Regions from separate parts of the Homo sapiens genome. Here region 2 is linked to region 1. A link is a loop called in an ENCODE intact Hi-C map of the cell type or tissue named here. Cell type or tissue: mammary epithelial cell. All regions are shown on one strand. Links, peaks and the distances in the headings refer to the core of each region. The heading gives the core; the rest is flanking DNA. Region 1 overlaps LINC00973 (long intergenic non-protein coding RNA 973). Region 2 overlaps LINC00973 (long intergenic non-protein coding RNA 973).

Evidence for each region. Peaks named below come from ENCODE experiments on the same cell type or tissue, not always from the same donor. Only the 100,000 strongest peaks of a DNase experiment are listed, where the experiment ranks them.
Region 2: it touches region 1 in a loop (4-fold over the local background); 8 of 110 quality-filtered maps call a loop at or near these places.

The regions. Positions count from the first base shown.
Region 1 is chr3:98,974,248-98,990,138 of GRCh38, forward strand. LINC00973 (long intergenic non-protein coding RNA 973) reads left to right here. Exons shown (of 3, transcript NR_186665.1): 2 at 8,217-8,287. LOC124906343 (U7 small nuclear RNA) reads left to right here and starts at 13,140; the gene lies at 13,140-13,202. In mammary epithelial cell, for the core only: no CTCF peak of the experiment used is centred there; DNase peaks (open chromatin) are centred at 3,504 and 6,914; H3K4me3 peaks cover 1,001 bases; H3K27ac peaks cover 4,867 bases.
Region 2 is chr3:98,914,979-98,930,869 of GRCh38, forward strand. All of the region lies in intron 1 of LINC00973 (long intergenic non-protein coding RNA 973), which reads left to right. Among named protein-coding and RNA genes, the nearest start is that of LINC00973, 8.4 kb to the left of the region's middle. RefSeq lists an enhancer at 7,867-8,161 and a silencer at 13,588-13,779. In mammary epithelial cell, for the core only: no CTCF peak of the experiment used is centred there; a DNase peak (open chromatin) is centred at 8,013; H3K27ac peaks cover 1,102 bases.

The DNA.
Region 1 (15,891 bases), core at 2,614-10,613:
AGCAAAGTATACTAATTTAACTATTATTATGGATAAATCTTATCCTTTTTGTTATATCTTATGCATTTTTTTGATTTCTATTCCCTTTCTCAATACGTGTGACTATTCTGCTGTCATTAAACCAGTGCTTTTATTATTTTCTCAAAAGTCCATTCTTTTAATTAAGTTCAGCTTTTTAATCATCTCTTATCCTAATTTGTTCTCCCAGTTGTTACAGGCTTTTCTTTTGGAATAACAAATAAAAGGATGGGATACAGAAAAAAATGAAGTCCTTGACCCACCTTTTTCTCTCTGTCTTTAGAGAACTAACCTTTAGGTACCCAGTCATTTCCTGTTCCCATAGAAGTTGAGAGATATTGGTGTCATGTTTGTTCAGCACTTTAAACCATCTTCTTTGGAGAGGGACTGAACTACTAACTATCTGTTAGTGAGTTGCCTCTGATCTCATAATTACAAATAGGAAGCCAGTGTAAATGTTAGCTCAGTTTTCAAGGGCAAAGGCCAAGAATCAATCACATTAAATATAATTTAAAAATTCTGCTAAAAACAAGCAATGAGGAAAGGATTTTCTATTTAACAAATGGTTCTGGGAGAACTGGCTAGCCATATGCAGAAAATTGAAACTGGACCCCTTCCTTACACCTTATACAAAAATTAACTCAAGATGGATTAAAGACTTACATATAAAACCCAAAACTATAAAAACCCTAGAAGAAAATCTAGGCAATACCATTAAGGACATAGGCATGGGCAAAGATATCATGATGACATTGCCAAAAGCAATTGCAATCAAAGCAAAAATTGACAAATGGGTTCTAATTAAACTAAAGAGCTTCTCTGCACAGCAAAAGAAACTATCATCAGAGAGAACAGGCAACCTACAGAGTGGGAGAAGATTTTTGCAATCTATCCATCTGACAAAGGTCTAATATCCAGAATCTACAAGGAACTTAAACAAATTTACAAGAAAAAAAAAACCAACCCCATTAAAAACCAGGCAAAGGACATGAACAGGCACTTCTCAAAAGAAGACATTCATGCTCCCAACAAACATATGAAGAAAAGTTCAACATCACTATCATTAGAGAAATGCAAATTAAAACCACAATGAGATACCATCTCACACCATTCAGAATGGTGATTATTAAAAAGTCAAGAAACCACAGATGCTGGTGAGGCTGTGGAGAAATAGGAACAATTTTACAGGGTTGATGGGAGTGTAAATTAGTTCAACCATTGTGGAAGATGGTGTGGTGATTCCTCAAAGATCTAGAACTTGAAATACCATTTGACCCAGCAATCCCATTACTGGGTATATACCTAAGGGAATAGAAATCATTCTATTACAAAGATACATGGACACATATGTTCACTGCAGGACTATTCACAATAGCAAAGATATGGAATCAACCCAAATGCCCATCAATGATAGACTGGATAAAGAAAATGTGGTACATACACGCCACAGAATACTATGCAGCCATAAAAGGGAATGAGATCATGTTCTTTGCAGGGACATGGATGGAGCTGGAATCCATTATCTTTAGCAAACTAATGCAGGAGCAGAAAACCAAACACCATTTAATCTCACTTATAAGTGGTAACTGAACAATGAGAACACATGGACACAGGGAAGGGAATAGCACACACTGGGGCCTGTTGGGAGGGTGGAATCAGGGGAAGGGGTGCATTAGGAAAAATAGCTAATGCATCTTGGGCTTAATACCTAAGTGATGGGTTGATAGGTGCAGCAAACCACCATGGCACACGTTTACCTATGTAGCAAACTTGCACATCCTGCACGTGTACTCCAGAACTTAAAAAAAAAAATTCTGCTGCTCTGAATGACTAATACGAAGTATTTAACAATATATAATAATACAATACTGTTGGAAAATCTGTGCAGAGGCAAAGCATTATAGATTGTGGTTGTTTAGTTCCTGTGCATTGTGGGTCACAAGCAGCCAAACTAAGTGCTTTGGAATATTTCCCTAAACTCAGTCCAGCGTTGGACACTTTGCACTCACAGACAAAAAACAAAATGGGCTTTTTCCCCTCCCCACCTCTGAGAAAAAGATCTGATCTACTCCAGAAGGAAGGCTTATGGTAATTATAAGTAGTCAATTGAGTACTGAATTATACCCGTTGTTTTAGTCAGCCTGGGCTGCCATAACAAAATACCATAGACTATTGGCTTAAACAAGAACAATTTCTCACAGTTCTGGAGGCTGGATGTCCGAGATCAGGGTGCCCAAGTAGTTGGCTTCTGGTGAGGACCACTTCCTAGCATGCAGATAGTTGCTTTCTTTCTGTGTCCTCACATGGCAGAGATAGAGTGAGCTCTTGTCCCTCTCTCTTCTTATAAGGAAAATAATCTCATCATGTGGGCCTCACCTTCAAGACCTCATCTAAACCTAATTACCTTCCAAAGGCCTCACCTCCAAATATTATCACATTGAGGGGTAGGGGTTCAACATGAGTTTTGGTGGGGGACACAGATATTCAGTTCATAGGACTCACTTTTCTCCTCTTATGATTTTCTTAGAGCAGGAGTGAATATTTATTTAAAAGCTTTAGAGCAGGAATGAAAGGAAGTAAAATACACTTGGAAGAGGACTAAGTGGGTGACTTGAGAGAGTCAAGTGTGTGGTTTGACTTGGGGTTTTATACGTTGGCATTTTTTTTTTTTTTTTTTTTTGAGACGGAGTCTCGCTCTGTCACCCAGGCTGGAGTGCAGTGGCGCGGTCTCGGCTCACTTCAAGCTCCGCCTCCCGGGTTCACCCCATTCTCCTGCCTCAGCCTCCCGACTAGCTGGGACTACAGGCGCCTGCCACCACGCCTGGCTAATTTTTTTTATTTTTTAGTAGAGACGGGGTTTCACAGTGTTAGCCAGGATGGTCTCGATCTCCTGACTCGTGATTCACCCGCCTCGGCCTCCCAAAGTGCTGCGATTACAGGCGTGAGCCACCGCGCCCGGCCAGGGGGTCTTACATCCCTTCTCCCTGATTCTTCTTGTGACTTTCTATGGAAATCAGCTATGGAGATCGATTTGAATATAATTATATTCTACCATAATTGCATATGAACTTAAAAGTTTACTTCCTCTGAACTTTAAATCAAAGTCATTATTAAAATTTCTCAGTTCTAACATTTAATGACCTAACTAGATCTTGGAGTTGGACTGAAGAAAATTGACCTAATATCTTTTTTGTCCTTGAATATTAAATTTAGTATCTTATATTTTCTCATGTAGTGAAGAAATATTAAAAGAAAATACTTTCACTTAAGTGTTTCATCTCATTGCTAACAAGAAATATTATGAAATGAACATCACTCTTTCCTCTGAGGAATTCTCTAGCCATTACTGGAGGCAGGATGTGGTGTTAGATGGACAAACATGACCTCATGATCCCTCTGCTAATGTGAATCTTTGTGAAAAATTAAGCGTATTTTTTAAACAATCGGTTTAAGGTTTAAGTGCATTGAGGTAGATAAAATGGGATCACCACCCTGCCTCAACTTGGCACCAAGTTGTCTTTGAAACCATGAGTCATCCTTCCTCTTACAAAGTGAAAATGCTCTTCAACAACTCATTGCTTAGTGGCTCAGAAATAATTTTGAAAAACTGATGACAATGCCATCAATTATTTTGTGAAGACAACAAACTCCTCTGATTTTTCCAAATTTGAGGGGTCTTTTCTAAGTCTTTGTGGGTTTTTTTAGACCATGATCTGGCATAGGTTTTTTTTTTTTTGGTTGGGGTGTTGTCTTGGTTGTGAGGTTTTAATTGTCATGTACAAGACTCTTGGGTCTCCAGATGCCTTAAAATGGAATCATTAGTGAATTAAAATAATGTAGCTCTCCAGAGTATGATTTGCTTCAGCTTGTTAGGTTGTTCAACTCTTTGAGAAATAAGATGAAGCAGGAGCTTAAGATGAAAACTTTCAATCTGCAGTAATGTGTTTACAGACCTATTGTTTCAATAGAAAGAAAACAGAGGTCAGAGAGAGTTGCTTAACTTAAACAAAAACTAAATACACACACACATAGACACACAAACACACACAAATATACACATCCTATTTTGTTAAGGACAATGAGGAGTTTCAAAATGACTTAATTATTCTCTGTGGGTCAATAAGTTTATTTATTTTACCTATCTCATCTCTCTTTTTTTTGGCAATTGACAGATTACTTCATGGAACCGTGATATAATTTGGATAGTAACAGATTTTATAGATTAATGAAGTAAGTCTGCGGTAAGATGTGAATTACTTTTTATAAAAACAAGTGATCCATGTACCACCAGAAAAATAGACTAGCAGAAGTCATCTAGTAGTATGTATTATACTCGCCAATGTGATAGCCTAAACAAACACAACCTACCCAGAGTGAAGCAGTATTACAGCAAGTCAGTATGTCAGGGCTGTGGTGAAGCTGGGGAGAAATGATATGTGGAGATTCAAAAAGCAAGGTAAATTCTACCATTGTCAAAAATTTATCAGTAGGAGCTCAGGGAAAGGAATCATATCCTGTGAAGTACATTTCCAGGTGTAAGACATGGTCCTACATCCCAGACGGGCTAGACTACTAAGAAGGTAACCAAAGCAAGAACTTAAACAGAGAGTAGAACAGGGATTGAGTTACCAAACAGGTGTCAACTGGGTTTTACCAACAGGGCAGAAGCTCCATTCCACCAGTCAGTCAGTCAGTCAGTCAGTCAGTCAATCAGCAAACATTTTTGTCTATGTGTAAGCCACCAATATATTAGATTCTAGGGCATAAAATAAAATAAGATATAGTTGCTGTCCTTTAATTGCTCACAGTTAGAGACTGGGATACAAGTTCAAGACCTGTCTAGGAGCGAGAGTCACAGGATGATGAATGCTAGAATAGAGAATCAACGTGATTTACATCTTTTCTGCCAAATGTCAGAATTGGTCTTAGAGATGGGGTATAAGAGGTGGAGTCTGCAAATGGGGATCCAGTAATTCTATTTATGGGTAAAGGAAGGTTGTAGAGGTCAGGAAGAGTAAGGGCCTGCCTCTTCTGGAACAGCATATGCAAGAACATAGAGATGGCATTTTCAAGTCTTGGCAGATATTTCCTTGCTCTGAATCCTATCATAGCTTGAAGAGAGCAGGGGAAGGGTTATGAACAGTTGTAGTTCTCTTTTGCTCTCAGCAAACAGGGACTTCACACATTTTAGTTAATCTGAAGATCAAAGAATGTCATGGGAGAAAATATGTTAAAAGCAAAACAATCCTTTTGAAATTGTGGGAAACCATCCGAGGAAAGACAAACATGTTTTTCCTCTATTAGATCATTTCTCTAGAAAGGAAAATCTTGATGATTTACTTACCTTCTAAGTGATTTTTAAATAATTAGTACCCATATGTGATTTCTGTCTCTATTTCATTATGATACTTTCTTGACACCTATTGTTCACATGAATTCTAAGGATGCTGCCAAAACAAATTTGTCACCTTACATGCTATGGGATAAAGTTATAAAACAATGTAACCAATATTAGCAGATTTCCTTATTCCAGTCTTCCAAATTTTGAGTTTGGTTCATTGTTAAGGGGTCTATTAGGAAGCATGCAGTCAACTCTGACCTAGGAATCAGGAAATTGGGTTTCAATCCTGTCTTTCCCTTTCTTGCTGTGTGACATTGGCCAGATCTCTTAATGGGAATTGGTTTCCTCAACTCCAAAATGCTTAGTTCATGCAGATGTTATAAATCTTAAATGAAATGATGAGGACATTAATACCAATATTTCAGGTTGGAATCTACAACCTCTCCAAATGCCATCCCACCTTTCCCTCAGCCTCATTCCCACATGATTCCTCTACATATCCTCCCTCTCAGCAAAACAAGATCACATTTGATTGACCCTGGGCACTCTTGTTTAGAACGTTTCCCTTCTATTTTCATTCAGGAACACTTTTGTTATTTCCCACTACCTAGAAAATAATGAATGAGGATACAAAGTGACTTTTCTCACTTGTTTTCTTGATGAGTCTGGTCCAAGTAGAGAAGCTGGTTACCTTTTTTCTAAAGCATTTGACTTTGGCTTTAGCCAAAATTTAACAGTATGTTTCTCTCTCTTTTTTCCTTAGTTTGGGTAGATCAGAAAGAGTGGTTTTAATAGGGTACTTTACAGTTAGCAACTTACTTGAAGAGCTTCTATGTTAAAATTAGTGCTTCTGTCAGAAATAGATAAAACATTTAAAATGTCTAGAAAGATTTCAGTTTATTTCAAATTATTGAGGGACTAATGGGCTATTCTCCATCAAAGTTCCTCAGGGACATACTGCTCTAATTATATGTATTGATTATTCTATTTTTCTGTATGCTTCTTAAGTAGTAATGATTTTTTCCAGAATATGCCTCTCTTATGTTTAATTGTTAATAAATATGTTACTAACAAAGTAAAATTATTTATTGAGAATCACAATTATGTACCAGATATTTAAAATAATATTAGTATGACTAGCCCCATTATAGAATATTAATCAAAGTTCAGAAAGGCTAAGTAAATTATCCAAGTTCAACCATAAATATTATTTTCCTGTTGGGGTTCAAGCGCAAGTCTACCTGACTCTAAAATGCAAACTTTTTCTATAATACCTTGAGGCAAACTTCAAATTATAACCTCAAAATGCTTGACTTACCTGTTTTAAATGAGGAGATATTTTTGTCTCCTGGGCTTGACACATACTTGGTGCTCAATAAATATAGAATAAGTGAAGAAATGAGTCATACTTATACCCAGAAAGAGCTGTGTGTATATTTTAGAAAGACACTAGAAGCTCTTGGGAGCATGTGGACAGTTGTGGCTGCTCCTGAGCTGACACTAACTGCTCATGACTCCTCTGTGGGAGAAGTAGGTGGTTTCCTAGAGGAAGAAGTTTGGGTAATGAAGCCACAGAGATTTGCTGATACATTTGCTAGGCACGACTTCTGGTCATTTAGAAAGCTATTTTGTGGCTTCATCAATAAGGTATTCCCCAGCTGTGTTACTCCTTCGCATTGTTATCTCTTTCCCTGGAATTGAAGGCTTCCTGGTCTGAGGCAAGGACAATTATTCCCTCACTGTCAACCCTGATCTCTGGCTGCAGTAATGAGTAGAGGAAGTAAGTAATACTGGGGAATCAATTTTTTTTGTATGGCATGGGATATAACTAATCCTTTGATTCTGAAATGTCATTGGTGTGTAAGATTCTCTGAGCATTCTCAGTAATAATGGGTACTACTGTTTGCAGAAATTAACAGATGGAAGCTGAAGTTCTCATTGCCTGGGAGTTATATTTTCTTTCATGAATAGTTTATTATTTTCTGATTATAAAATAATATATAGGTGTTAAAGAATATAATAAAGAGGAAAATTGAAAGAAGAGAAAAATATCATTTACAATTTCACCACATTAAATAAGACCACTATTGCTAACATTTTGGTAGATTTTTCTACTACCGCTGGCATTTTTTGGTAGTTGATATTATATTATACATATAAGTTTTACTTCTTTTTTTTGTCTGTTCACTTAGTATTCTGTGAATACTTTTCTAAGTGATTAAAAATGTAAAAACTCTTCTAAATAATTTTTTACTTGATGTTATAGTTACCCTCAATATTACTGTAAAGGCTCTTAAATATAAATGCATAATGATTATATACAATGTTCTTTTCTATAAATTAGCCATATCTGTCCAAGTCACATACCTTGTTGTTCATAGAACTAAGACTAGAAACAATTTGCTCTTATTAAACTAAAGGAATAAACAAAGTAAATTTTCTTGGTTTAGTGTTTTCACATTCTTGCTGAAGGCTAATATTAAAAATAAAATTGGGATTTTGATTAAAATTAAAATTATGTACTCTTAAAGAAGTGCTTCACTTAGTATATTCAGTCATTTTTTCAAGGTTCCCACACGATCATTCTGTTTTTAATGAGCTGAATGCAAGGAAAGAACAATGCCAGTAGTATTCTCTACTGGGATTTATTTTGCCTGTTAAAGAATACATCACCTTTGTGTCTGTATCAGATGGAATAGAAGCAGATTTTTACTGACAAATGATATAATATTATGGCATCTGCTATAGGTTTGTAGAACTGGGTTATGTTGTGGTTTTAATTATAACAATTTGATCTATAGTTTGAGTATGAACACTGAGATCTCCCCTTCCAAACTTTTCTTGTCATTTTTTACAGATGAAGAAATAAGAATGGAAGCATAATCATTTGTCCGAGGTCACAGAGGGAGATGATTACACAGCTGGAATGTAAGCCTCAGTACTTTACTGAATCCTTGGCTTTGTCCATGGGCCCAGCTACAGGCATAAAGCTTTTCTCTTCCCCAGCAGTGACTTCGAGTACCAGCTTTCAAATTTATTTGACATTGAATCTAAGCTTTGTGACCAGTATGTAGAAGGAGAAGAAGGGGAGGAATTACTTATCCTTTGGCATACATTAGCATGCAAATAAATCCTTTCTCTGCATTGTGGAAGGGTCTGAAATTATCACATATACAATGTATCTTTTATCAATGGCCTTGCATACAAATTTTACTTTGAAGAATCCAGATTTAGAGGTCTTCTCCAAACATTTGCATTGTTTCTTTTTCTTAGGATCAGAACTTCTACCTATTGTCATTTTAAGAAAAAAGATCATGAATTAATTAATTTATTCATTATTTACACCCTTATATTCTTTCCCAAATGTTTTAATGTGGCTTACATTGTATACATGTACACAATAAATATTTATATTTAAATAAGTTATAATCACAGAATGAGAATATTATTACAACCACTCATACTCATTCAAATAGCTTGATTATATCATTGAGCTTTTCTTTTAGTTCTGGGTTTTTTGCTGCCTAGTTTAAATCAGAATGGCATCTGATTTAATTAATGGAAACTGAGTTTATTTGATTGATGGAAACAAGATGATTTCAAGTGTGATGCACTTTTTCTGTACTAACGTTTGAGATACATTTATTACAACTGGCCACTTCATAATGGGCCATAAGCATTGTTTAAAGACAATGGCTACTATTGTTTGAAAGCTAAGGAAAGATCCAATGCTACCAGATGTATATTGGCTGAGAAATGATCAGCTGAAACTACAGGCTGAAATGCTGTATAAGGTAGGCAATAAAATTAGAGAATGTTTGCCGAACCCACTAAGCAGCAAAGAGGACCCAGCTTAGAAGTAATGTAAATTTTAAAGCTCTTTACCAGTGGCAAGCTAATTTGAAATATTAGAAGTTATTATTTGTTTTATGTTTCTCTCTCTAGCAGTATAGTTTTTAACCGGCTTGTAAGAGCTCTTTTGTTAGTAATGATATCAACCCTTCTTCTCTAAATTAGTTGTTTGCTTATTTACAATTTCTGAATTTTTCTCAAACATGACAATGATTCTGATGCAGTGGTTCTCAATCAGGGGTAGTTTTGTACTCCAAGGGACATTTTGGCAATGTCTGGAGACATTTTTGGTTGTCAGAACTAAGAGGACTGTGCTCTGGGCATTTAGTGGTTAGAGGACAAGAGTGCTGCTAAACATCCTATAACGGACAGGGTGTCACCCACAACAAAGAAGTATCCAACTCCAAATGTCAATAATGCTGCAGCCGAAAAACCCTGGTCTAAGGAATCATCATCCTGGTGTATTTTTTTTTTCCAGTAGTTCGGAAGAATGTGAAGAATTCTCCCAGAATTTTTCAAGATATTCCAAGTACCTATTTATTTTATAATCCTTGAAGACTTACTAAGTACCCATAAACTGGTTGAGGAAAGCCAGTTTCAAAATAAATATGAAATCATATTTATTTTTCTCTGATTAATCAAGGTCATCATGTTTTTAGATGCCCTGCAAAGAAAACTGGTCAAAATGTAAGACTGGCCCTCACATTAAATCATCCAAACTAGTAACACTCCTCTAAAGGACTTCCCTCTTGGAACATTCTTGACTTTCACATAATCAGTAGGCAACCTCCTTAGTCAAGGAGTCCTCTCTAACTGGCAAACCTATCATTTGGAAGAATGATCTTTTCTTCCTCCTTGCTGACTTTAGTTTCAGACAGCTAATTACAAGTCCTTGTTCCTCCGTGACCTAGACCTGTGACTTAAGGCAAATTACAATACCTTTTTTTCATGCCTAATTTTATTTAAAGATTTGAAAACTGTATTGCAATATAACTGAAATAAACTAAATTGCACAAAGTATAAAATTTAATATGTTTGGATATATGTATACACTTAAAAAACTTCACCACAATGAAGATAACAAACATATTCATTACCTGCAATGAAGATAAAGAACATATTCATCACCTGCAAAAGCTTCATTTGCCCCTTTGTAATACCTTCCACTTGTCCCTCCCTGCCTCTTCTCCTTGTTCTCAAGCAACCACTCATTTGCTTTCTGTCACTAAAGATTAGTTTGCATTTTAAAAGAATTTTATAAACTGGAAGAGTCACACAAAATGTCTTAGGGAATTTTTTTCACTCAGTATAATTATTTCAAGATGTATTCCTGTTGTTGAGTGTATCAATAGTTCAGTTATTTTGATACTCAGTAGAATTCTGTTGTATGGATAAACCCCAATTTATTTATCCATTCACCTAGTGGTAGACATTAGGATATAATACTTTTTCTTTCATCAAGTTTTTCACTATCTCTTGATGTTTACTTTTGTAAATGACTATTTTTCTGAGTGCACTGAGTGATAACCAAGCAAAACTTTTTGAAAATCTACCCACCAAAAATATTGCTGAAATATAAAGTTTTTGTGAAATTTGACACCTCACTTTGGACCTCAAAGATATTGGATAAACATGAAAATGACTACTTCTAGTATCACAAAAACAATAAAAATAGAAGAAATAATTATACTACTAACTGCCTAAATCATCAGCCATTTTTCTTACATTTTTTAAAGCAATTGGTCTTCTCAGATTCTCAGTTGGAGGGAATGAGATTTCTTCCCACTTGGGAAGTGGGAAGCAGTAGGTAAGATAAAAATCACTCAGGAAGTGTGAAAAGACTTGGCTTAAGTTGGGTAACTGTGCAGCTGAAAATTAGAATAATAAACTGCCTTTTTAACCTGGATGAAATTTTTTTTACGTTTCATATTTCAGCATTCTAGAACTCTTTTGGAGGGCTTCCATCTCTCCAATTTGTTGCTAGTAAAATACAAAAACTCTGCTTCTTGCAAGGTGTTTGATTTGGAAGATATTCATTAACAATTACTCACCAGGAAAAAGGAACACTCTTTTGATCTTAGTAGTTCACCTTTCTTAAGCTGATTTAAGAGCTCCTCATCATGGTGCCCATGAGTGCTACATCAAATAATACATGTCAAAGCCCTAAAATATTAAGCAATTTCTGGTTAATAAGGAGTTTTTGAACAGAAGGAAATCTGTAACACTGTGAGCTTTTCGGTCTGGGAGTTAAGTAGATATAAACAGGACGAGGAAAGAATACACAATAAGCAACTTATCTCGTTAATTTTCCACACATTCCTAGACATTTGTGAGTGGATAACCTGGGCTTTTATTGTCCAACTGTCACTTTCACTGCATCAATTTAAAAATACAGCTGAAGAGCATGTTTTACTTAGAGTTTGTTTTTAAAACTAGCCAGTTAAATTGATCAGTTGTTAGATCTGACTTGATTACATCTAAGATATTCTCACAGGAAACTGGTTATGATAAGAACTTAAATTCTATCATCTGCTTATGGTAACTTAGCACAAGAAGCATTTTTTTTTAAAGGCCCCTTTCTTATCTTTTATTATTCGAAAATGAAAAACATATTTTTCTAGTATTACTGAGAAACACCAAGGGACCCACCCAACTCCCAGGCTACTCACTGTTCTTTCTCTTAATTGCTTTTGCATCATGTCCAAGTCTGAGCATTTGCACTGAACACATGCTTGATAAACTCTGCTGGCTGAAGATGCTTGTCTGCTTTGCATTCCTCAGCCTGTGAAGGATTTTTTTCTGCTTCACATACCTAAAGGGGCAAAGGTCAAATCCCCTCAGCTGCAGATGAGGTCATATTGCTGATCGCCTGCAGCTGATCACAATAAAAACAAGTTCTCCCATGTGATCCATCCTCCCTATTTAGGAGCAGTGATGTCATCTCTAGTGAGACAGGATGAGACATGCAACTTGTTTTAAATTGAACTACATAAATTTTTCTTCTGACTTCACTGCAATCTTTTATTTACATTTTAGCAAAAGGATTAGTTTGGTCATCGTTTCAAACTAAAAAACACCCATAAATGAAATAGAGGGAGATTATATTTTATAAGTAGTCATTCATATTAAGTTGAGCCACATGAAATCGCCATTTTTCTATGTAAAATGATTGGATATTGGCAATTTCATGGTTCATCCTAATACTTCCAAAGCACCTACCTCCTAGAATATTAAACAAGTTCTAGAATCAGGCAGACCTTAGTTTGAATTCCAACTCTGCCATTTACTAGCTGGGTGATCTTAAAACTTTAGGGTAACTTTCAGAACCTCACTTTACTAAATTAAAAAAAATGAATAACATAATATGTACCTCACAGGGTTATAGCTAACACCTGTAAAGTCCTTAGGAAATCATTTGCCTACAGGAGGCACTCAATCCATGGTGTTAGTAACAATAGAATTAATACTGGTAGTGTAGTAACATAGGTCCCTTAGCCAAAGCCCTAGGGTCAGATGTGTTTCAGAGCTCGTAACTTCTCTGATTTTAGAAAAATCAGAAAAGTTATGAGTGGTGCTTATACTACTGTATACTACTGTATACTTATTATATAGTAGTATAATATTATAGTATTATAATATTATACAGTACTATAATATTATAGTATTATATAGTAGTAGATATATTAGATACCATGAGGATATTATGAGTAGTGCTTATACTACTGTACTGTAGTGCTTATACTCAGGACTAGCTACATAATTTACAGGGCTCTGTGGTGGGGGTGGGGAAAGCAAGGCATCTTGTTAAAAAATTATTAAGGATTTCATGATGCCACAGCAGAGCTTTTAGCCAAGTGCAGGGTCATTGTTAAGTGTAGGGCCCTGTGTGACTGCCCTGTTGTTTACATACTGTCTCAATATATACCCACAGTGTTACAGATCTTTTAGAATTTGTCTAGTACATTTTCCAGTTTTCACCAGGAATCTGCCTCCCCACCCCCCACAAAAAGTGAATAAAAAGAAAGGAAAAAGAAAACAAATAAATAAAATATATGTATACCCACAGCAAGGTCTGAGGACAGTATTCAAACACATTAATGCTTCTCTAGGAAAATGTTTGAATATTGACACTAAGTGGAGTACTTGACATGAAAAAATGCTCACCATCACTGGCCATCAGAGAAATGCAAATTAAAAGCACAATGAGATACCATCTCACACCAGTTAGAATGGCAATCATTAAAAAGTCAGGAAACAACAGGTGCTGAAGAGGATGTGGAGAAATAGGAACACTTTTACACTGTTGGTGGGACTGTAAACTAGTTCAACCATTGTAGAAGTCAGTGTGGCGATTCCTCAGGGATCTAGAACTAGAAATACCATTTGACCCAGCCATCCCATTACTGGATATATACCCAAAGGACTATAAATCATGCTGCTATAAAGACACATGCACATGTATGTTTATTGTGGCACTATTCACAATAGCAAAGACTTGGAACTAACCCAAATGTCCAACAATGATAGACTAGATTAAGAAAATGTGGCACATATACACCATGGAATACTATGCAGCCATAAAAATGATGAGTTCATGTCCTTTGTAGGGACATGGATGAAACTGGAAATCATCATTCTCAGTAAACTATCGCAAGAACAAAAAACCAAACACCGCATATTCTCACTCATAGGTGGGAATTGAACAATGAGAACACATGGCCACAGGAAGCGGAACATCACACTCTGGGGACTGTTGTGGGGTGGGGGGAGGGGGGAGGGATAGCATTAGGAGATATACCTAATGCTAAATGACGAGTTAATGGGTGCAGCACACCAGCATGGCACATGTATACATATGTAACTAACCTGCACATTGTGCACATGTACCCTAAAACTTAAAGTATAATAATAAAATAAAAAAAAAACAATTAAAAAAAAAGACTGTAAATATCTTTCTGTCAGTTCAGGTCAGATTTACCACCAAATGCATTTACCACAAACTTAGGAAAACCTTGCAGTTTTCAGAACATTTTGGATCTGGAATTTCAGATAAGGGACTGTAGTGGGGTTTACATTGTGTTTTCCAGGCTAGCCACACATTGGGGGTTTATGTAACAGACCTGAAGGTCAATCTGAGAATATTGAAGCCAAGGGCAATTGGGTTCGAATCCTGTTTTGACACATAGTAGTTGTGAGACTTTAGGCAAGACACTTTGGAGGCAGGGTTATAATGTGGTTCCCTAGGAGCCTTGGCTGAAGGGATGGGAGGGAAATCACAGCCTTCATTTACTGGTGGATGGATGGGCAGCAAGCTTCTAATGACAACAATAAACATAACCAAACAATGCCCACCACCCCAAAAATGCAAACCCAACAATTTGACTTCGTCTTCTACTTTATTTAGAGTTCTGCCTTCACTTACTGTCTTCTGATGCCTCTCATCATGGTGTTAACTGTCATGCTAACATATTTTCTTTACAAATGCGCTCTTAATACAGAATGTGACCAGGGAGTGAAGCTGTGTGATATGGTTTGAATCTATGTCCCTGCCCAAATCTCATGTCGAAATGTAATCCTCAACATTAGAGGTGGGGCCTGGTGGGAGGTGATTGAATCATGGGGGCAGACCCTTCATAAATGGTTTAGCACCATCTCCTTGGTGTTGTTCTTGTGATAGAGTTCTCAGAGAGCTGGTTGTTTAAAAGTGTGTTGCTCCTCCCTCCTGACCCTGCCACTGTTCCCCCCTTGCTAGACACCTTGCTGTCCTTTTGCCTTCTGCTGTGATTGGAAGCTTCCTGAGGCTTCGCCAGAAGCAGAAGCCACTATGCTTCGTGTATTGCCTGCAGACCCATGAGCCAATTAAACCTCTTTTCGTAATAAATTACTCAGTCTCAGGTATTTCTTTATAGCAGTGTGAGAATGAACTAATACACTGTGCCTCCTGTCTAAGCATCCATCCCAGCTCTGTCTTTGGCCAAAATTTGAGTCTGTGGAATAATAATGGGTGCCATTTATTGCAACTTACCATTTTGGTGAACAAAGGGCAGTTCCATCCATGTATAGTAGGGGCTTGGAATCAGGTTTCTTATTGGAATCTATGATGTATTTATCAGAAGCTATATATACTTGTATTATCCTACAATGACTCAATGGAATGATTCCTGAGGCAAGCAGTCTTAATGAAACCAAGTTGATTTTTCTCACAATGCAGAAAGAAATCAGATTAATTTAACCTGTATAATATTTATTATTTTATTAATTATGTAATCTTCTTAGGATATAAAATAAGTGGACAGAATTTTTAAAAGTTTAAGAGGATGGGATTTTAATGGAAAACCGCAAAACACTTGAACAGAAAGAGATGCACAGACATACACTAGAAAAAAATACTATACCTTAATATCCTTACAGATTAAGAAATAAAATAGTTGATAGAATTGTCCTAGTGGAGCATGAGACAATGAAATCATTTCAAGCATGCTGGAGTGAGAAAATTAAGGTCAGAACCTGTATTTCATCCATTTGCATCCTAGAAAATGAGGCTGCCTAAGAAAGCAAGCATGACCAACTCCAATTATTTTTTGCAAGCGGCATGTGCAATTGTGCTATCATTCAATAGAAGTTCAAAGTAGGAAAGTATCTTATTATGGTTGAGAATACACCAAGAAATTTCCAGTGGA
Region 2 (15,891 bases), core at 4,332-12,331, 58 kb before region 1:
AGTGCATTTTTTTGTCATAAAATTGTGATTTGGTACAAATGGCTGTTTTGAAAACGATGTTAGTGAATACTCATTTTATCTCTTGTATTATCTAACATTTCATTTAAAAATTAAAGTCTTGTATATTTTGAAAGACATACAAGCCCAGGTCCTGGAGGTTAGCCGGGGTTGAATTTTGTATTTAGAGAATGTATCAGCATTCCTCAACTTTACCTAATGTAGTCTCCCAAGCCTCAAAGAATCTGAGACATTAATTTCTAGATAATTATGGGGGATTAACCACAAATGTTTATTCCCTCTTCCTGCCCTAAAAATGATGTTAAAGTGACAGAAGAAGAATTTAAAAGGTATGTGTCAATAAGGACAAGAGCTACAGTTTTATAAGTTGAGGGAATATCAGGCAGAAGGGCTAGAATTTGAGAATCAGAGCTGAAAATGAGGCTGGGAAGCAAATAAATGAATGTCTATATATTAAACTTTTTCCATCCCGCTTTCACAATTTCAAAGACCAGCCCATAGTGTGTACTTAAAAAATAAATAGGCTGTTCTGAAATTTCACTGAGATTCTGAAACATCCTGCATGCCAGTACTATTCACACTGCTTAATTTTGGTCTCGAGCCTGCCATGAGTTCCAGTGTGCCAGGCTTGATCAGTGGATACTTCCATCATGTATCCCTGCAGTCTGAAGACCCTATTTGCATTTTAGCAGCTACTTTCTTGGTGGGCAAGAGCATGTATTGACTTGGTGCCAAGCTAGTTGAGAAACAGCAGGCTCATTTTTACTAAGCCAGTTTGTCCACATAAAAACATGAAATTTTCTGAGTAATAATACTAGAATGTCACAACAAAGTGAACTGGGTCCTGATGGCATTTCTTCTCAACCACTGGTGGATCTTAGTATAACCCTTCACTACTGGCAACTTTAGTGGCCACAACATCGTTTTACTTCATGACAGTTGCTAAATTCTGAAGATCAGAGATGTATTAATTTTCCTTGCTTTTGGAACCACATAGATGACTCTGGAATTATAGCTCTCCCTCCCCTGCCACCCCATGAAAATTGGACAAAACCTTCCAATAGCACCCAGTAATTGATAGCTTCTAGAGGAGACAGTATCACCCAAATCTTGTTCACTGTAGGCAGTAGGCTCAATAATTGCTTTGGGTATGGCAAACTAACATCTTCACCTTTTTGTGAATCTACTGTCTCTGCTCTGGAAGCACACAACTGCCCTTCTGGCAGCACACCATCATCTTCAGGGACATAAAATCCAGCCCCAGGCCCCTCAGAGCCACAGAGAGAGCCACAGGGGTCCAGAACTTCTTGTGGAAGATGGTAGGAGACTTTAAAAGAACTTTTTATTGAAAAGACTTTGTTATGAGTTGGTACAATAGTCTCTTTCATAGATACTGAGTATGGAGTTACAGTACGACTGTTATTCCCTATTCCCTAATTTAATTAAATAAACCTTAAGCAATTTTTAAAATGTCTAACATATTGTCTTCAATACTATAGTAGAAAATAAATATGAATAAGTAATGACTCTTCCTTGAAGAAACTTATTAGAGATGATTAGATAAGCATCCAAATATATATAATACAAAGTAGAGTCCAGTGCATACCATGAAATAGGTATAGATGTAATGGATGGAGATATTGCATTTTATTGGAAGGATCTGGAAAGCTTCATAGAGGAGGACATGAAGAATGGACAGGATTTTAGTAAGTTGAAAGTTTAGGACACTATCAAAGAAGCAAATGACATGGACAAAGGCATGAAGGTAGATACATACAAAGTATTGTCTTAGGAGTTACTAGCTACCATGAAAACTATATTAATTTTTTCAGCCCCCAACAGCTGTCAAAATATTATTTAGGTCACTTTGATTCCTCATTTGCATTTTAATTCAACCATCTCTGACCTTTCTGTCAGAGAAACATTTATTTCTCCTTTTAGTTCCAGCAAGGAAGGTAAAACTTGAAGACATTGTAATTTGGGAGTATAATGTAAATGTGAATTTTTTATTTGTATCTACTTTCTGTGAAAGAGTTTGGAATATACTAGGACATCTTTATTTTCCATGGTGACTTAAAAGATGTCTGTTTTAATGATATAAAGATCATAATAACTGCAATCTCTTTGATTATCCTTGCCCACTATATAACATGTAATGGTCCTTAATTGCACTCCTTGTCAAATGAAAAAGTATTATACAAAGGAAGTGATACAGCCTGTGAACTGGTAAGTGTAGGAACTTTGTGAATTGTTCCACAGTGCGGAAGCATCCTTAATGAATCTTTGCTCACTGCTTTATCTGCCTTATTTTGAAAATGCAGTCTATGACTTACTTTTTTCTTTGACTGTGGGATGAAGTGATTACTCTTCTTCAAAGTTACCAAGTAATTAATACCATAGAATTGTTTGCACATAACTCTGAAGAAAAATCCTGAACATATCATCTGAATTATTGACAGATGGGTTTCAGAAAAGAAATTTAATTAAAGGAAAATTTATATAAAATATTAGGTCAATGTGCAGGCACATGGGAGCTGAGACAATGCTAGTCTTGAGACTGCCACATATGCTAATGCACTGTTAAATTCTAGGGAATGGCATTCATGTGATAGTCTAATGGAGGGAATGAAATTTCTGTTGCTGGGTAGTGCACAACCTCCATGGCCATACAAGGCAGCCCTGTCCATTCTTTGGGTTTTCTTTTGTTTTGCTTATTGTGGCTGAAGAGTCTCTTTGCCAAGTTTCCCTGTGTTTGTCTTCTGTCTTTCCTCTGGCTCTTACTTTTCCTAGAGCATGGCAATGGGATTCATTGGCAGCTCTGTTATCTTGGGCTGTCTTCAGCTGTGTCCTTGACTCCCTAGATTACACTGAACACTGGCATTCATATACCCACAGTCTTTGTTAAGAATTAGTAGGGAAAATTTCTCTGTGTTGCCATTTTTTTTTCTTCTGGATGTCAAGGTCTTCCCCTGTCTATGAGTTTTTATTCAGGGAGAATCGTATTTTGTCTTTTCATCCTTGTATTAGGGTGACTATATATTGTCCAATCAGAGACACTTTGAGATATATGGTCATCCTAATATAAAGGCACAAAAAGCAAACGTGATTGTCTCAAAAGGAGCTCTTGCTAATAGCACTGGAATACCAAGTATAAACTGGGACTTTTCTGGGGACTTTGGGTCATCTAATCTCTGACCCTTTTTCTTACAACTGATATGCAGTAGATTTATACCATAAAGGGCAGATACTAGAGTTTTGGAATATTTTCATTCAGTAAGTAAATAGTCATTGTCCTGTTTTCCCCAAGTGTGCCCTCACCACTGTGGCTCCTACTCTACAGATCTCCTTACTGTCTAGCATCTAATCTGGCAACCTGTAGCATGGTTGGAGGATTCTAGGCCCCTGCACAGGGGCTGAGGTTGGCATCTGATAAGGACATGTGCTATACCAGTTACTAAATAATGTTGATATTACCCTAGTCATTTTCTATCTATCTACAAAGCCCCACTTTTCTCTGTAACTTTGTCATTCTATTAAGGTCTAGTCCCAGGACTGTGAAGACACTCAAGCGTTAGTTTGCTGTTTCATTCCTACATACATGTGAGCCATATCCAATTTGCTAGGAGTTATTTGTGTACATATAATAAATACCAAGCTATTTTTTGATGCAAGGAGAAGGTATTTGATTTTGTTATTAACATCACAGAACTGCAGTATGATTAAATTTACTGTAAGCAAGCAGCTTTGAAAAAAGAGCTCTGTCTCTTGTCACAATCTCAGCATTGTAGAAGATTGTTTCTGTCTGTGATTCTACTCCCCTGACTGGAATGTGGAGAAGATGACTAGTTATATAAATAAGATTAGAAAAACTAGAGGAGTGTTTCAAAGAAGCACTAAAACAGATAATGTTTAGATAACTAAAAAGAAGTTAGAAAACTATTGTGTCTTTTGCTTAAAAATCATATACCAAAATATTTTCAGTTATTGGGTCAAATTAAGATCTTCCCAGGAGCAATAGAGGAAAAGAAAAAAAATGAGATGAAACAAAAAACTCCCCTTTTTAGGAGCATTAATTTTAAAAAAGGATGAAATACTCCCCTCCCATAGGGCAAGTGTGAATTGAAGGATGAGCTCTAGATCAAAAGTTGATATTTTCATGGCTTTATATTAATGTGAGATCTGAAATTTTTAAAATGCTAAGAGGCAATTGACAAAAGCTTCTTTGGGAAGTTGGTATCTTTTTTTGTAATGCACAGAACTAAATAAGGGGAAGACAGAAGGTCTAGGGATGTGGTGAAGCTGTGGAAAGAGCATTATAATCTAGAGTCAGGAAGGCCTGGGTTCAAATCCCAATTCTGCCCTTTGGTAACTAATGTCTGTGTAGAATGACTTCCTCATCTTAGAACAACATAAATATTCCTTTCCCTATGAACTTGTTGTCAGCATTTAGCAATTTAATGTAGGCAAAATACCTACTACCAACCCTACTCCATAGTAAACACTTAATAAATCTGCACTTTAGAATCTGGAATATTTTGATGCAAACTGCAGAAACTAAGGAGTAGCCTAAGGCAAAGAGAAAGGAAGGGTCAGTGTGACCTGAAAACTGGATGGGTCTGTATATGTCAAGGTCTGTGGAGTGTGTGGAGAGCTGAAAGAAGAGTACGCAATATAGGAAGCAGAAAGAATGAAGCTAGGGCTTGTTGAAGAGATATCAGCAGCTGATTTCATTTATCAAGTTAAGATCAGAAAGCAACCTGGCTTATACATGATGGCCTTGCTTCTCTGAGACTCAAAAAGAGACTTGTGGCAATTTCTGGACCTAGAATGAAAAGAAAGGCATACTGTTAGAATTATTGTGCCCCGTGGGTCAGTTTATAGCCTTGTTGGGTTTATAGCCTTGAAGTTCATAGACTCCCGGGGGAGCTCTAATTGTGCTTCAGGAGGCTTTTTGAGCCTCCTGAAATTGAGTGCAAAATTTGGTACATATTTGTATTTTCTGGGAACAGGTTCCATTGCTTTTTTCAGATTCAACAAGTTTCTGATTTCTGATTCTTCTGGTTCTGGTAGTTAACTCCCCAGTACTCATTTCATAGCTTGCACATCGTATGTCAGCAATATATTTTTGAGAATTAATATCAGTTTTGGGGGAGCATACTTGATCTAAGGGTAACTCCATGCTCTTTTGCAAAATTTGCTTCAAATTCAGAAAGAATAGATGAATAAACCTGATGTACCCATCACCCAGCTTTTCCCCTTCACCCTTGAGAGAGAAAAGCTGCCCTTCCTCCAAATGCACATGTCTGAGGAAGCATTTGGCCCAGCCTGGAAACCAGCCTACAATATGAGATGAGGAATCTGACACTGTGGGTGTAAGAGCAAAGAGAGGAAAAGAACTAGAATCTTCATGACATTGTTGAGCCACTGGTTCAACAATGTTCTGAAGCCTGGACTATGTCTGGGCTTCCTCTCCTGTGAGCTAATAAATGTTCTTATTTAAATAAGCTTGAATAAGGTTTTATGTCACTTGCAACCAAGCGTATCCGATTAGTCCCCAAAGTTTGAAAGCCAATGGTTTACACTGCATTAAAAAAGAGACATCTTAGCGAATGCTTAAATGAACTGATCAGGGTTTAAAAAGTATTTCAGCATAACTAGATAATATGATGTATTTGTGTACTTTACCTCATCTACAGTACTTAAATAACTAGCTTTTCTCTCTGAGGTAGTTGTAGGAGTGCCCCAAACCCTTTCATAGTGGTAAGAGAATAAAAGAGCACTACCATTTAAAAGAAGGAAGAGTGGGAAAGTTAGAGTGTGTATGTGTGAGGTTTTTAGTTATGCAGTGTATACATTTTATGGAATCACAACAGTTCAGAAAAGCTGAGGCATACAAAAAATGTAATTGAGAGGGTCTCTGTCTCAAGACATCACTGGGGAGGGAGATGTCTGCTTTTAGGTCTTGATCTATGGTGCCACTGGCTAGCCTTTTGATCTAGAAGTGATCCTTCTGTTTTGGTGTTTGCCATTGGTGATTGTAGTGCTCCAGCTGCATTGGCAACGGTATGGTGTGTGGACAACAACCCAACTCATGCTCTACCCCTGCCTCTACCACCTGCAAAGACACAAATCCAAATCCAAACTTTAGTGGTGTACTATCTACCCTGGATCTTACTGACATGCATTCCTTGTCCAGACTGCACAGCCCTAAATAGGCATATCATCTTGCTTTATCTCCAGAGGACTCTCCCGAAACCCCACTCAGAACCCACAGGTACTTTCAAATGCTCTCTATACCACTTTAGGTTATGAACAACTTGGGAGGATGAGGAGGATAATCTGTAGCCCTCTCATGGCTAGATCTGCTGTGCTGCTATCTCTATAGACCCCACTATGACTATGTGAAGGTGCTTCTTCCAACATTTCAGACAGAAAGCTAGGCAAATGTCTACTCTACTCTTGGAACTCAAAGAGAAACCTGGGAGGAATTCTGTGAGTCTGTTCTTGCTACTATACTGTTTGCCTTTTTATCAATCACTCAGGTTACTGCATAGACAGCATAGTATTCTAGTCTGCAGAAGATACAATGCTGGGAGAAATAGCTGAACACAAAATAATAGCCGGAAACACTTGTCTAGTGCTCACTATATCCACTCTTCTATGTGATTTGCATAAATTAGTTCATTTGATTCTTATTTCACAGATGAGGAATGGTGTATTGAGACATCAAGTCACTTGCCCAAGGCCACATAGCAAGGAAATGATAGAGTTAAGTTTTGAGCCCGAGTAGACTGGATCTAAAGTACAAGCTCTTAATCATTATGTATTGAAGGCCTTTAGCATGATCTAATAGAATGGATTCTTTAGATTTCCTAAAACAAGGGATAGAAAATGACAGTGGGAAGGGGGTGACTATTTAGTGGTCTGTATAAAAAAGAACAAGGCTTTTTAGTTGGTCGTAATCTGGATTTGAACAGCAGATAAGTAAGCTGCTCCTAAGAAGGAAGCAGTCTTCTGACCAAAAAAACTATGGTTCAGGAGACAGAAAGTGAATATTTTATCATACTCTAACTACTTTGACCCATAGGACTATGCTGGAATACTTTAAGTCTGGTGTCGGAGTTCATGATGAATTTTGTCAGGCTCAAGAGGTCTAGGACATTTGCCAACATTTTCTTCAGTCCAGTGACCACTTCTCATGACGGGAGACAAAAGCTTGGCAAAGAGGTCATGTAATGCCAGCTTTCAGATATTCCAAGAATCATCATAAGGAAGAGGCATAGATTGTGAGGTTACAGAGTTAATATCTTAAGATCAGAAACAATCATCTAAATACTCAAAGTCTTCAAAATGTTCAAAGACAATAGTCAAGGCTACCTCATTAAGTAGTGAGCTCTCAGGCAATAGAAGGTTCAAGTATTTGAATCACGATTTGTTGAACACCCTATTTGTTGGAAAATTATATCAATTAGAATACCATTCCAACAAGACTGTTTTAAGAATCTTTACAAAGATAGGTTAGGCCCCCCAAAATGTGTCTCACACAGTTGTTAACTAGAAAATACCAAATTAGTATAGGCTTTTCAAAACTCTTATTAGTACATACTGACGGGCAATATTACAAACAAAATATGAAAGAATAATATTTATGATGAAACATATAAACTGCTTAATATGCATTTTGGAAAAATGTTGGAAACTCAATTTCAGATGAATGTTTTCCTGCCACTTTACTGTTTTTGAGTGCTGTCTTTGGGGAAATATTGCAATAAATAAAAGTGGGAAAGTTAAGTGGCTGAGCACCCTGTCAAGATGCCCTGTACAGCAAGTGCACTTGTGATAAGTGCAGAAGGGAGAAAAGGTTAATGTAATCAGAGAAATGCGTTCTGGGTCACCCTAAAGAACATGTCTTGTGAGTCATCTGTGTTCACATTTCTTTGAACTTTGTCTATCCTAACGGAGATGAAGCAATTACATAGACATAATGTCTTACCCTTTTAGTACAATGCATTCCGCATTCCTCAATCCATTCATCATCATCAGTGATATTTGTATTCAATGCTGTCATGCAGAGCTAGCTGCCAACAATTATTAAAAAGAAAGCCATAAGGTCATACATTTAGGAGATAAAGCAAAACCAATTATTACAATGTGTACTATGAAGACATCAATCCATTAAGGGGAAAAATCACTAAGCTCCTCAAAGATACTTTTGCATCAAGGATTATCTTGTATTCAGAGACCTAAAGTAAATGAAGTGATTATCTGTCACTTGTAGTTCCTCCTCTCTGAAATGAAATCCACAATGACTGTAGCATTGCTGCATAGCAACTTCCCTCTCTCTTTTTGCTCACCATTTTACCTATATTCTCACTGGTTAATTTCTCTGGACTTTCCTTATTACCTGCTTTTATCCTTCAAAAGCAAACAATAAAAATATTCTCAGAGGCCAGGTGTGGCAGTTCGTGCCTGTAATCCCAGCACTTTGGGAGGCCATGGTGAGAGGATTATTTGAGCCCAGGAGTTTGAGACTGGCCTGGGAAACATGGCGAAACCCTGTCTCTACAAACAATACAAAAATTAGCTGGGCGTGGTGGCATGTGCCTGTGGTCCCAGCTACTCAGGAAGCTGAGGTGGGAAGATCACCCAGGTCCAGGAGGTGGAGGCTGCAGTGAGCTGAGATCGCACCACTGCACTCCAGCCTGGGTGACAGAGCAAGACCCTGACTCAAAAAACAAAACAAACACAAAAGAAACTTTAAGATTTCATTACTAGAAATATTTGATGTAGCAAGTGTCCTGTCTGCCACAGTGTTAGTACTATTCTTCCCAGCTTCTTAGACAAAGAAAGGGGCTGTTTTAAATATATGTATTTTCTTTTCTCTTTCTTCTCTTTTACATCTCCTTTCTCCCCCTTCCTCCTCCTCCCCTTCTCCTCATGCCCCACTCATCTTCCGCCTTCCTTTCTCTCCTCTTCTCCTTCTTCTTCTCTTCCTACCTGCCCCTCCTCTTCTTTCTCCTTTCCTCTCCTCCTTCTCTTCCTCATCCAACTTCTGCCTCTCCCCACTCCATGATTACCTTCAAAATGAAGTTGTTGATCCGAATCAGTTTTCCGATGCCACTAATAAAATAGCATGTACATAGTGCTTGCTATTTGCAGAGCAGTGTTCTAAAGGCATTACATATATTGACTGATTTAATCTTCTCAACAACCCTAGGAGATAGGCAGTACTGATAAATCCTTTCATAGAAGAAAAACTGAAATATCAAGAAGTTACATAATTTGCCATTTGTCATATGGCTAATGAGGTCTGATATGGTTTGGCTCTGTGTCCCTACCCAAATCTCACCTTGAATTGTAATAATCCCCATGTTTTAAGGGTGGGATCAGGTGGAGATAATTGAATCACGGATGCGGTTTTCCCCCGGCTGTTCTCATGATACTGAGTGAGTTCTCACGAGATCTGATGGTTTTAAAAGGGGCTTTCCTTCACTCGGCTCTCATTCTCTCTGCTGCTGCCTTGTGAAGAGGTGCCTTCTGTGATTGTAAGTTTCCTGAGTCCTCCCTAGCCATGTGGAACTGAGAGTTAATTCAACCTCCTTCTTTTATGAATTTCCCAGTCTCAGGTATTTCTTCATAGCAGCTTGAGAACAGACTAATACAAGGTCTGAGCATAGCACTGTGATTGAAAGGCCATGCCTGAACCATTAATATGCACCACTCCTCTAACTCTAGGGTCTTCCAGAGCAGCGATTTCCTTAGAGGCTAAGGAAGAAGGAAATTAACATATACTGATTGCCTAATTTATCCCAGGCCCTCCCACGTGTTGTATAGCTAGATCTCTGCAACAATACTACAAATCAGGCATTATTATCTCTGCTTCACAAACAAAGTTAAAAACATTGTCCAATGTCACGCTGTGAGCCACAAAAACAGATTTTCATGTAGCTGATTCTGTAAGGTACCCTCTTTGGAACATACTAGAGTATGGCCTGTAACTAGAGATGCAATGAGTAGCCTTTACCTGAGGCCTCATCTTTGGCATTATCTTCATGCTCTGATATTTGTGTCTAAATAACCTCTTGGATACTCTAGAAGACTTGAACTACCTAGTCAAGGCTGCATCTGCCTCCTTTAACCTGGTCTTAAGAATTTATTGTCTGGCCATGGTGGCTCACGCCTGTAATCCCAGCACTTTGGGAGGCCACGGCGGGCAGATCACCTAACGTCAGGAGTTTGAGACCAGCCTGGCCAACATGGGGAAACCCCATCTCTACTAAAAATACAAAAATTAGCTGGGAATGGTGATGTGCATCTATAATCTCAGCTACTCTGGAGGCTGAGGGAGAATTGCTTGAACCCAGGAGGCAGAGGTCACAGTGAGCCGAGATCGCACAAATGCACTCCCACCTGAGCGACATGGCGAGACTCCATCTCAAAAAAAAAGGGAAGAATTTATTTTTTATTTTTATTTTTTTTTTTTAATTTTGAGTCAGGGTCTCATTCTGTCATCTAGGTTGAAGTGGAGTGGTGTGATCATGGCTCACTGCAGCCTTGACCTCCTGAGATCAAGCCGTCTTCCTACCTCAGCCTGCCATGTAGCTGGGACTACAGGGGTACACCACCATGCCTGGATAATTTTTGTATTTTTTGTAGATTTGGGCATGTCCCTGTGTTGGCCGGGCTGGTCTTGAACTCCTCAGCTCTAGCAGTTCTCCCACGTTGGCCTCCCAAAGTGCTGGGATTACAGGTGTGAGCTACTGTGCTAAGCTAATAATTCATTTTTTTAATCTAGAAGACTCACAAGGCCTCATCTGGTCCTGACTCTGATATACACCACAAATTTTTGTCTTTCTTTGTTACCCCAATTCCTAAAATGAGATATTGAGAAGCAATACTTAAAGGAGAACCATATGTATCAAATTCTAAGAATTATTAGATTGAACCACAGGGGACTAATGCTTTTGTGTATTAAATAAGTAAAACAGTATAATTTCATATGGGTCAACATCATTTAAGTTTTATATTCCCCATTTTTATTTCCACTTATGTAAAAATAATTATAGAAAATATACTATTTTTAAGGTAAACATAATCTTATTATCAAGGAAAAATTACCAGGACGTTTTATATAATTTTATTTCTTATATAAGTCATAAGTGTGAATCAAACAGCCCTGGCAGCTAGTGTCTGCCATGCTGCTACATCGTAAAGGACACTTTAAAAAATACAATGAGTTCCATGAAAATAAAAATACAACATATCCAAATATATGGAATGCATGAAATCAGTGCTGAGAGGGAAATTTATAGCACCAAATGCTTACTTTAGAAAATAAAAGTTCTCAAATTAATAATTGAACTTTCTATCTAAAGAAACTGGAAAAACAATAGTTAGATACTCCCCTGACAAGCAGAAGATGGAAGTAATACAAATAAGGACAGAATCAATAATCTTGAAAACAGAAAAACAATAGAGAAAATCAGTGAAGCAAAAAACTGGCTGTAAAGGTCAACAAAATTGATATACTTCTAAAAGACTAAAAACATTTAAAAAGAGAAAATTTAAATTACTCATATTAGGAATGAAACAGGGTGTGTGATTATAGACCTTTTAGACATCATAAGAATAGTAAGTAAATATTACAAACAATTCTACATGTAAACTTGACAGTTTGTTGAAATGAATAAATGCCTCAAAAAGCGCAAACTACCAGAACTCAATATGAAATATATAATCTGAATAACTCCATAACTATTAAAGAATTTGTATTTATAATTTAACCTTCTCCTTCCCCCCAAAAAACCCTCCAGGCACAGACAGTTGCACTGGTGAATGCTTCCAGGCTTTTAAAGGATAACTAATAATAATTCTATAAAACCTCTTCCAGAAAATAGAAGAGAGAACACTTTCCAATTCATTTTATGTGATCAGCACTAATTTGATGCCAAAATCTGGCAAAGGCATTACAAGAAAAAAAGTAAACTATGCAGCAATATTCCACATGAACATATACACAATGCTCAATAAAATATTAGTAAGTTGAATTCAGCCATATGTAAAAGAGTCGTGATCAACAACTGAGTGAGGTTAATTACATGAATGCCAAGTTGATTTAATGTTTAAAAATAAATCAATTTAATTCATTATGTTAGAGACTAAAAGGAAAACCACATGATCATAACAATTGACACAGCAAAAGCATTTGAAAAATTTAATATTCACATTCATGAGTTTTATATTTTAAAAAATTCATTTTCAATATTTATGAGTTTTATAAAAACTCAGCAAACTCAGACTATAAGGGAATATACTTAACCTGATAAAAGGCATCTATAAAAATGGCAAACCTAATTTAATATTTAATTGTGAAATACGAAATGCTTTCCAGAAAAAAAGTAAGAACGTTTAATCTCAACTCTTCTATTCAACAATGTACTAAAAGTTCTAGTTATTGCAATAAGACGAGTAAAAGAAATTAGGCCAATCGAGCCAAGATAGCCAATTAGAAGCAGGTGTGGTCTGTGGCATTCACAGAGAGGAATGATCAAAGAGGAGTGTGAATTCAGCACCTTCAACTGAAATATCCAGGTTCTTGCATTGGGACTGACCAGGCAAACAATCCAACCCACAAAGAACAAAGAAAACTAGGGAGCTGGTGGGACAATGGCCCAACTGGGAGTGGCACCGAGAGGAACCCCCAACCCCAGCCAAGGGAAGTGGTAGGTGATTATGCAACCTGGACTGGGAAACCATGCTTCTCCCATGGACCTTTACAATCCATGGATCAGGAGATTCCCTCATGAGCCCACACCACCAGGGCCTTGGGTCTGATACACAGAGCTGTGTGGAGTCTCGGCAGAGCAGCTGTTCAGGCATAGACAGAGGCCCAGGAGTTTTACATTCTCCCACCCCAGGATTCCTGTCAAGGTGCGAAATCCATCCATACATATACTTAGGAAGGGGGCTAAATCCAGGGAGCCAAGCAGCTTATTTCTGAGGGCCCCACTCCCACGGAACCTCATAAGTTAAGACCCACTGGTTTGGAATCCCAACCTGCCAATGGCAGTGGGTTGGAGTCTGCCTGAGATGGGTCTGAGGTCCTGTGTGGAGGGGTGACCACCATCTCTGCAATTCTGTTGATTTAGCCACTCCAGCCTGCCAGCTATGGAGAATACAGATGATCAGATGAGGATGGGTCCTTTACAACACAGTACAGCTGCCTTGCCAGAGCAAAGCCAGACTGCTTCTTTAAATGGGACCCCAATCCATTCTTTCTTACTGGCAGGACCTCCCTGTGGGGGCTTCAACCATGCCAGCAAGAGTTCTATGGACAGAGCTCTGATCTTTCCCTGGGAGGAAGCCCTCAGGAGGTGGGGCAGCTGCCATTTCTGCAGTTCGGTTCACTTAGTTGTTTCAGTCTGCTGGCTGTGGAGAATACAGATGGTCTGGATGAGGAAGGGTCCACCGCAGTGCAGCACAGCTACCTTTCCAGATTGTGGCCAGACTGCTTTTTTTTTGAGACAGAGTCTCGCTCTGTCACCCAGGCTAGAGTGCGGAGGCGCGATCTCAGCTCACTGCAAGCTCCGCCTCCCGGGTTCACGCCATTCTCCTGCCTCAGCTTTGCGAGTAGCTGGGACTACAGGCGCCTGCCACCGCGCCGGCTAATTTTTTTGGTATTTTTAGTAGAGACAGGGTTTCACCTTGGTCTCGATGTCCTGACCTCGTGATCTGCCCGCCAAGTGGGATCCCGATCCATTCCTCCTCACTGGGCAGGATCTCCTTGCAGGGGCTTCAGCCACTCCAGCCAGGGTTCTACAGATAAAACTCTGATCTCTCCCTGGGATGGAGTTCCTGGGGGAAGGGCTGCCACCATCTCTGTGGTCCTGTTGATTCAGCTGCTCCAGCATGCAGACTGTGGAGAATACAGGCTGTCTGGACAAGGAAGGGTCTCCCAGAGTGCAGCACAACTGCTCTACCAAAAAGCAGTCAGACTGCTTCTTTGGGTAAGTCACTGATTCTGTTCCTCCTGACTGGGTAAGCCCTCCCAATGGGGGTCTCCAGCAACCTCCTGATGCATGTGGGTTGGCAACAGGTCAGAACCGCCCCGGGATGGAACTTCCACAGGAAGGAGCTTGCTACTATCTTTGCTGTTTTAAAGGCTTCACTGGTGATAAGTCCAGGTATGGGAAAAAAACAAGGCAACTGGGATCTGGACCAGACCCCCAGCAAACTTCAGCAGACCTATGATAGAATGGCCTGAGGGTTATTATAAAAGAAAAACAAACACACAAACAAAAAACAACAGCATTAAAAAAAAAACCCACAAGGCCGGGCGCGGTGGCTCACGCCTGTAATCCCAGCACTTTGGGAGGCCGAGGCGGGCGGATCATGAGGTCAGGAGATCGAGACCATCCTGGCTAACACAGTGAAACCCCGTCTCTACTAAAAATACAAAAAATTAGCCGGGCGTGGTGGCGGGCGCCTGTAGTCCCAGCTACTCGGGAGGCTGAGGCAGGAGAATGGCGTGAACCCGGGAGGCGGAGCTTGCAGTGAGCCGAGATCGCGCCACTGCAGTCCAGCCTGGGCGACAGAGCGAGACTCCGTCTCAAAAAAAAAAAAAAAAAAAAAAAAAAAACCCACGAAAACCTTATTCAAATGTTAGCAACCTCAAAGATCGAAGGTAGATAAGCCTACAAAGATGAGAAATAATCAACACAAAAATGCTGAAAACTCAAAAAACCAGAGTGCTTCTTCTCAAAATGATTGCAGCACCTCTCCAGGAAGGGCACAGAACTGGACTGAGGCTGAGATGGCTGAATTGACAGAAGTAAGCTTCAGAAAGTGAGTAATAACAAACTTTGCTAAGCTAAAGGAGCATGTTATAATGTAATGCAAACAAGCTAAGAATCATGATAAAACATTACAGGAGCTGATAGCCAGAATAGCCAGTTAAGAGAGAAACATAACCAACCTGATGGAGCTGAAAAACACAACACAAGAAATTCATAATGCAATCATAAGCATCAATAGCAGAATAGACCAAGCAGAGAAAAGAATCTCAGAGCTTGAAGGTTATCTTTCTGAAATAAGATAGACAGACAAGAATAGAGAAAAAATAATTAAAAGGAATGAACAAAACCTCTGAGAAATATGGGATTACGTAAAGAGACTGAACCTATGGCTGATTGGGATACCTGAAAGAGACAGGGAAAATGAAAACAAGTTGGAAAACATACTTCAGGATATCATCCAAGAGAACTTCCCCAATTTAGCAAGACAGGGCAACATTCAATTTTGGGAAATGCAGAGAACCCCAGTCAGATACTCCATGAGAAGATCAACCCCAAGACACCTAACCATCAGACTCTCCAAGGTTGAAATGAAATAAAAAATATTAAGAACAGCCAGAGAGAAAGGACTGTTCACCTACAAAGGGAAACCCATCATACTAAAAGCAGAACTCTCAGTGGAAACCCTATAAGCCAAAAGGATTGGGAAGCAATATTCAACATTCTTAAAGAAAATAATTTCCAACCCAGAATTTCATATCTGGCTGAACAATAGTTCATAAGCAAAGGAGAAATAAGATTTTTTTCAGACAAGCAAATGCTGAGGGAATTTGTCACCACTGGGCCTGCCTTGCAAGAGCTCTTGAAGAAAGCACTAAATATGGAAAGGAAAAACCATTACCAGCCACTACAAAAACACACTGAAATACATGAGCCAGTGACACTATGAAGCAACCACATAAACAAGTCCTTAAAATAACCACATAACCAAGTCTTTAAAATAACCAGCTAGCATCATGATGACAGGATCAAATTCACACATAACAATACTAAATGTAATGTAAATGGGCTAAATGCCCCA